Regions from separate parts of the Homo sapiens genome. Here regions 2 and 3 are each linked to region 1. Evidence: chromatin loops called from intact Hi-C (ENCODE). Cell type or tissue: Calu3. All regions are shown on one strand.

Region 1 (2,500 bases):
TATGGCAGGGTCAATACATTTTTTTCTATCTGGGGCTCCTCTCTCTATCCCTAGAATTCAGTGTCTTATCCAAATTAATATTTATTTGTCTTAAAGATAGAAAAGTAGGGAATATCTTTTATGTTGATCAAGTCAACATTTAGACAGTGTTAATCCTTTGATATTTAGTTATCAAATAATTCAGATATAGCTAAGTTATCCACAGGGATTTCAATATGTACCTGAAAGAAGTAAGAGCAAGCAGCTCTAAACATTTTTATTAACCTACAAAGTGTTATTCATTCCATTCATTTGCATCGATTTTCCTTTTTTTTCAGCAATCTGTCATGCTTAATTTAGTCCTTCCTTTCTCACTAGGTTAAGAAAATATAAATGAGTCTAGAATTCATTCATTCATTCATTCGTTCATTCATCATGTACCTGTTGTGAAATGCCAAGCCTTCTGCTAAGCTCTGTTGTGCAATCTTAAAATCTTGTGGCAAAAGACACATATTAAACCAATGAGCAACAAAACAAGCGTATAAATTAAAAATGTGAGAAGATTTTGAAATGGTCTTTCTTTTGCTTTTTTATGCTTTCAATATGATCTTTATGACATATCAAATGTTTAAGCTTTTATTAAAATTGAATATTTTACCTTCACTTTGTTATATGTTAAATAATTGATAAGAAATGATTGGGCAGAAAGGGAAACCATGAAAAGAGCATTAGTTGATCTAGCTTCTGGTTTCAACTTTGACACTAACTAACAATATGATTTGAATAAGACATGAACACTTTAGTCTCATTTTTCTCAATTGCAAAAGTAGGCAGTCGTCTGAAATCTCTCCCAGAGCTATTATATTTGTTATTTTAGGAATAAGTATATCTTTACAGCAATTTTCACATGTTGTTTGAATGAGGTAGATTGTAGCATTTTAATTTCACAATTGTAATTACTTTTTTCAACCTATCAACCTATGGGATTACAAGCATCTTGAAGTTGGCTTCTGAATCGTCTTCATTTTTGTGTACCCAGAATGCTCAGTGCAAATTTTGTTGAATGTTGAATGTAGTTTTAAACTGTATTTGTGATGGCAAATAGTCCTAAAAGACTTTTCATTAAGTTTCCTGGGATGACCAACGGAAACAAGTCTGAACCTATGTTTCTGAGTACATTGAAAAGAATAGCAAGTGTTTCATAAAGGTTAAGTTTTAAGGAACAAGGGCTATGCTTGGTTGGACTTTTCACATGTGAAACTGCGTTCACAAGTCTTTAATTTTATCTGTGTCCAGCAGATGGCACTAGTGCCTCAAATAAAACTCCAGTTTGAAGAAAATGTAAGGTAACGCATACCTTAAAACTAAGCAGATGTCATGAAAATCCAAGAGAATATCACACAAATATTCAGATCTGTATAGTTAAATGAAACATGAAATTGTTGAATAAGTATTTATCTTTTAAAAAATTCTCTGAATTTTATGTTTGTAATTCATCGCAATTATTCTAGAAAAGTAAAAGACTACATAGGGGGAGAAAACAAACACAAACGGGAAATATTCCAGAAGAAAAAGTTCCTCCAAGGTCAGGACATGCTCCAAGATGCTTTTTGGCTATATCTTCTCTGCAAAATTTATGAAAAATAATCACAAAAAGCAATAAAAAGTATTCAATTTCTCCTTTTTCTAAGCTGTCTCTTGTCTTTGTTATATTTTAGTACCCTACCAATTGTATACAATTATGAAAGAGACATGCGTGAGATACTGTTGAAAATTATAGAAGAAAAGCAAGAATAAAGCAATACTTCTAAAACTTAACTTGAGAAAATTATTGTTGTTCAGAAAGACTTTTTGGCATTGAAAGCCTTGATTCATAATAACATCCTCCTTCTTGAATATTGTTATTTTCCTTTTCCCAATCAAGTAATCAACAGTTTTCCTTTTCTTTTAAAATATGAAATGAACAAATGTTTACTCATAATATCTTAAAATGTCATTTTTTTATTAGTAAAAATCTTTACTTCATTTCTTATTATATGCAATTAGGCTATATTAGTTTTTAACTATTTGTAACTTTTAAATTTGATATGTTCACCCTTTCTTTTAATCTATTTTTTCAAACCTAATAAATATTATTAGCTGATTGAAATTAACAACTCATTTAAAAGAAACAGAATTTTATAATATCCTGTTTCTTCCTCAGAGTAGTTTGATAGTATTAACGTAATAACTATTCTCACTTTATTCAATAAGATCAAAGTAAAGATTTGGGGGAAGCATAGAAACAACATTTATTTGCCTTAACTGGATCTTTAATACAGCACCTCTACTTAAGAAATTTAAGAAATACTCTGAGAAGCTATTTATATAGAGAGATTTTATCATTCAATCATGCTTTTGGTGAAATAATTATTAAAGATTATTAAGGATTAATAAGGATTAATATGTAAAAACATAAGGCTTTAATTTGTTGATTTTTTAATTCTGTAATTTAATTATGATGTTCAAAGAAAGGAATAGA
Region 2 (2,500 bases), 1.2 Mb after region 1:
GGTAAAATATTATGTAGCAATTTAAAAAATTGTATCACAAGTCTTGAGAGTGTAGCCACTCTCAGGTTCTTTCCGGTTTTTGGCATCTTATTCCTTCTCTACGAACCAGGCTTCCAAAACTTATCCAGTTCTTGGAGAAGTTTATAGAGCAATTAGGAATATAGCATCTCAAGTATTGCCACAGACCTAACTGCATCATCATCTCTGTGGATGGGGCTCAGGAAGTCTTTAAGATACAGAAACCGCTCTTTCAGGCTATTTTTTAAAGGTACAAAACAAAAACCCTCTAGGTACTGAAAATGTCCTCTTCCTATAAAAACTATATGCTTTGAATCTCATAGCAGATCATAGTGCTATGACATTTCCTAAATAGAATTGGCCCACAGAGTTGTGGTTGGGTGAATCTCTATCAAGCATGTCTATTGGCAGGGCTGTTTATCAGTAGGAGTATGCTGTTAATGCAATTGCCTGTGTTCACAGATAGGTGAGTCAAATTAATTTCTGAATTGATGAGGTTTTCTAGGCATTTTTATTATTCCTCCACATATTTTTCAAATTTGCTGGAGGATCTCAAAAAGACATGGATGGAAAGAAATGGAAAACAGCCAATGATCTTCTTCTTCAGTTACATTGTCTGTTTTCTGAGTAAGTTAATGAGTCTCAGAATTTATCTTTATTTGTGCATTATTCCTCACATTCATATTCACTTTAATTTGTCTTCCAAAAGAATAGTTTTAGAAAAATGATTTATTGCACAAAACAAAAGTCAGAAAGAGACACAAACAAAGTTTTATTACCAAGGTAAGAGAGGGTATCTGGGCAAGAGGAAGTAAAACCATGAGTCTGCATGAAATGAAAAACACCTCCCTTATTCTCATGACTTCATCTTTCAGGCAGCTCCTCTAGTCCACCTTCCCACAGGCTAAGACAGGCTCTTGAACAGGTTGTCACGTTTTTACACAAGCCCAGGTGAACCCCAAAAGGAGCAAAACGAGATATAAACCGGGCTGTCAGGAACATCCACTAAACTTTAAAGCTCTGTACCTTTTGTCTTGGGGCCAAACCAACCTTGTGGCTTGCAAATTCCAAGCATCTTTTAATCTTTGCTTTCCAGACGTTAGAGGCAACTCACCAACATCTAACAACAAACCAAACTTGAAAATACTTAGCTCTGACCCAACCATGTGCCAGAGTTCCAGATGTCTTTAAAATTAACCTGTTCTCTGAGTCCTCTTAAAGGTCAGTTTCTTTTGCTACCAACTTGCCACTGTGCAGCAATAGCGCCATCTACAGAGCAATGTTAGGAAAAAGGACACCTGGTTAGGTGGAGGTCAAATTTGGGAGAAGGGAGTGGAATAATACATATATTTTTTGAAGTATAGCCCTTTACAGTCTATTTTCCAAATGCATTTGGTAGAATAATAATGTCATCTTTACATTTAAAGAGCAGCTTGGTATTTTTCACTTCCAAGAGTTTGTTTGAAAATGTGAAAAAGAAGAGATATAACAATAAACTAGAGAGGATAACAAATTTGGAATTAACAAATCACAATTTATGTAGCACATGGGTCATGGTAAGCTATATAGGGTCCTAAGGCCAGCAATTATGGTGGTAGCTCCTTGATGCCTTATCTTCCAGATTGTGGCAGAGGAAGTGGCTTCTTATCAGGGCAGTTACATCTCATGAGGGTAATTCCTGCAAATTCAGCCCGGAGCCTACTTCTCCAGCCCTTTTAAAAATCTGATGAGTCACCCCAAAACTGCTAATTAACCTCTTTTTACATGAACTGACTAGAGGATATTTTGTTGCCTTCAACCTAACCCTGACTCTATATGATGACATATTAATGAAATAGATTACTAATGGAATTGAGGCATGAGTCAAGGGGGCCTCTGCTACAGCTGCCACAGAAAACCAAATGCCTCCTTGGGCCCACTTTCCTTCAGAGGCAGCACAAGCAGCAGAAGATGGGCCTCCTCCTCTGTAAGTTTCATTTATGTTCTTAAAAGATTAAAAAAGTGACAGCTAACCTGTATTAGAACATAGGTGTGATGAGTGTGCCTCCTAGATCTCAAGCCAGTGCTAGGTCCTTGTGGTGGACCAGATCTCTTAAGGCATCTGGGAAATGTTGTCTTTAGCTTCCAGTCTGGCTGTCTTAGTGGTAGAGAGCCAGACTTCAGTACTGGCCTCACATGCTTTCAGCCTAAAAGTTCTTTCTGTAATTCACTAAACTCTCCTTTCATTTCAGAGGCAGTTGGTTTAGCAAGCGTAGCTGGTAGTGTACAGCAAGGGTCCCCAACCCCCGGGCTGGGGACCAGTACCTGTCTGTGGCCTGTTAGGAACCGAGCTGCACAGCAGGAGGTAAGCAGTGGGCAAGCGAGCATTATCGCCTGAGCTCTACCTCCTGCCAGATCTGCTGTCTGCTGCAGCATTAGATTCTCATAGGAGCACGAACTCTATTGTGAACTGTGCATGCTAGGGACCTAGGATGCGTGCTTC
Region 3 (2,500 bases), 1.1 Mb after region 1:
GCAGAGAAAAAGAAGAATTGCTGTCTCTATGGTTCAAAACCTTTTACAACAGAGGAAAATAACTGAGAAAACTTGTTAATATATGCACATTTTATTAATATTTACCTCAGTCTAATGTGATAAAAAGGAGCTAAGGGTAAATGAGTATAAGGAAGTGGGTTTGCATAGAATTTAAATTTATACCTACTGATCTTTCTGTTGCAGGCAAGGATATTTGTAGCCACATTTACCCTTACTCAAAAAATATCTACTGTATGCTAAATCTTATATCCACACACTATGTATTCACCATAAAAAGGCAAAAATGAAAATCCAACAATATGTATCAGTCCTGAGTAAACATAACTTCTCTCAGAGGGGCATTCAGAGGAGTATAGTGGACCAACAACTTTTTAAGGGGACAAAACTTATAGGACAAGAGAGACAGTTTATACAAAAAAACTTTCCACTTTTTTTCTATATTTACGTCACATTTTGAACTTTTATCGTGTTAACAAGATTTCGATCTCATTGCATGCTTTCATGTCTCTGCTAAACACAAAAATAAGCTGGAAGTGTGGGGGACACTAAATTCATATTGGGATGAGCAGAAAGTGATGCACTATATTAGGTATCCACCAATCTACTGACTGATATTAGCATTCCAGATATTCACAGACTTCAATACTGACTGTAATACTGAACCTTGCTAGTGTCCACTGCACAGTGGTCATGGCCCACAGCACCCAAAGGATGCAATGTCTTAGCCACAGTCGTCTCTGTTCCTCACCGACAACATGGAAAACTTGGCAAGGACACTTGGATTTGCAATTAAAATTCTAGGCCACAAACTTTCTTACCAAGAAATGTTCCTATAATTTGGGAAGGCTACATGCCTTCACCTTTTTTCTTGTTATAAAAAAATGATTTCAAAAAGCATTGTTAGCATCTTGGTCTGTCTCCTCCATGCCTTACAATTGCAGTCAAATAAAGTTGAAAACTCAAATTCTTTAATAGATTACTATAGGTTCTTTTCTGGTTTTGATATAAATTAGTATTATTGAGAGATCATCTGGGCTGTAAGAGACATCTTACGATAGTAAAATCTTGCCATAACTACATAAGTGGGGTTTTAAAAAGCCAAGGGTAAAATGCAGGGTTGCATTATTCGAGGTTAATGAGTTGCTTGTTGGATCTGTGTATCCAATTGACAAGAGAGATCTGGAAGCATAATCTAAATCCATCCCAGTCCCAACTCAGTTTGCTGCCACCTGGTGGCAGTAGTCCACAACAGCTTAACTATCTCAGTGGTCAGGAGATTTCCAGGACAGGCTCAATGAAACCCCAGCTCTGGTTATTTGATCCCCATTTCTCTGGCTGTAACTGTGGGATATTAGGCTAGGAAAATACTGAGGATGCAGGGAGCCACCCTTCACGTTATCACCTGCTTCATCACACAATGTTGCCTGACATTTCCAAGATAAGATCTTTTACCTGACCTCCCTTGAGAAAATAGTAGCAACCAATTGCCAATTGCTTTTTATCAGGATTCACATTATCTTGGTGCTGTATTGTTGAGGGGTTTATGTTAATTTGAAACACATGAAAAGTAACAGAGGACAAGAGCAAAATTCTGGAGCATGGTTCCAGGTAATTCTTCCATGTGCTCCCGGGTTTAACGTAATGTTAAGAGAATCGACTCCCAGCCAGCACAATGACTGATTGACAGAAGTGTGCTGTCTTTGGGCATGGATTCTTGCAGTTTGGAATGTCTCCCTGCTTCTGTTGTGTGAAATAATTGGGTTAACACAGAAGCTCACTACCTGGAAAGATTAAACATAGGGGCCTCATGTACTGTTTTAACTAAACCATTTCTTGAACATCTTTAATAGTTCCTGACAAAATAGGGTCTCTTTGACTGTTAAAATTGTTATTTTTAAAAACACTATGATACTTTTGTGTATAGATAATTATAGAGAAATTTAAAGTGACCCACAATCTCACCACCCCAAAAAATCAAATTATGTTTAAAGGAATACATAAATATATTTCAAAAATTCAAGTAGTGCTGAGAATAATAAAATGAAAATTAGAAAGTCTTTCCTCATCTCCTTCCCCCCTGAAATTACCACTATTAAGTTTCCTTTATAATGTTTTGGTTTTATGCATACAATAGAACAGTTCTGCAACTTACTTTTTGCACAAAATAACATCTTTTGGAAAGATATTTCCATATATCAACATATACACGTATAGATCTACCTCGTTAGAAAAGTCACAGAGAGAAAATCATTCACCATGTTATCATAGTTTTTATCCAAGTCTAGAGCCTGTGATAAAAGAGTTTCATACAAGTGTATCTTAGTCAACTTGAGTTGCTGTAACAAAAATAACATGAAATAGGTGATGTCAAGAACAGAAACTTATTTCTCACTCTTCTGGAGACCAGGAAGTTCAAGATGAAGATGCAAGTAACTCGGTTCCTGGTGAGGGCCTTCTTCTTGGTTTGCGAGTAGATGCC

What was found. Hi-C counts contacts between places; a loop is a spot of excess contacts. Peaks named below come from ENCODE experiments on the same cell type or tissue, not always from the same donor. Only the 100,000 strongest peaks of a DNase experiment are listed, where the experiment ranks them.
Region 2: a loop joins it to region 1, with 6 times the contacts of the local background. A loop is called at or near these places in 16 of 110 quality-filtered maps.
Region 3: it touches region 1 in a loop (28-fold over the local background); 52 of 110 quality-filtered maps call a loop at or near these places.

What each region holds. Positions count from the first base shown.
Region 1 is chr4:120,155,039-120,157,538 of GRCh38, forward strand. All of the region lies in intron 3 of MAD2L1-DT (MAD2L1 divergent transcript), which reads left to right. Among named protein-coding and RNA genes, the nearest start is that of MAD2L1-DT, 89 kb to the left of the region's middle. In Calu3, no CTCF peak of the experiment used is centred here; a DNase peak (open chromatin) is centred at 1,263.
Region 2 is chr4:121,306,698-121,309,197 of GRCh38, forward strand. No RefSeq gene overlaps it. Among named protein-coding and RNA genes, the nearest start is that of QRFPR, 73 kb to the right of the region's middle. RefSeq lists an enhancer at 1,146-1,235. In Calu3, a CTCF peak has its summit at 1,269 (motif pointing left); a DNase peak (open chromatin) is centred at 1,274.
Region 3 is chr4:121,251,162-121,253,661 of GRCh38, forward strand. No RefSeq gene overlaps it. Among named protein-coding and RNA genes, the nearest start is that of TNIP3, 88 kb to the left of the region's middle. In Calu3, CTCF peaks have their summits at 1,317 and 1,637; a DNase peak (open chromatin) is centred at 1,250.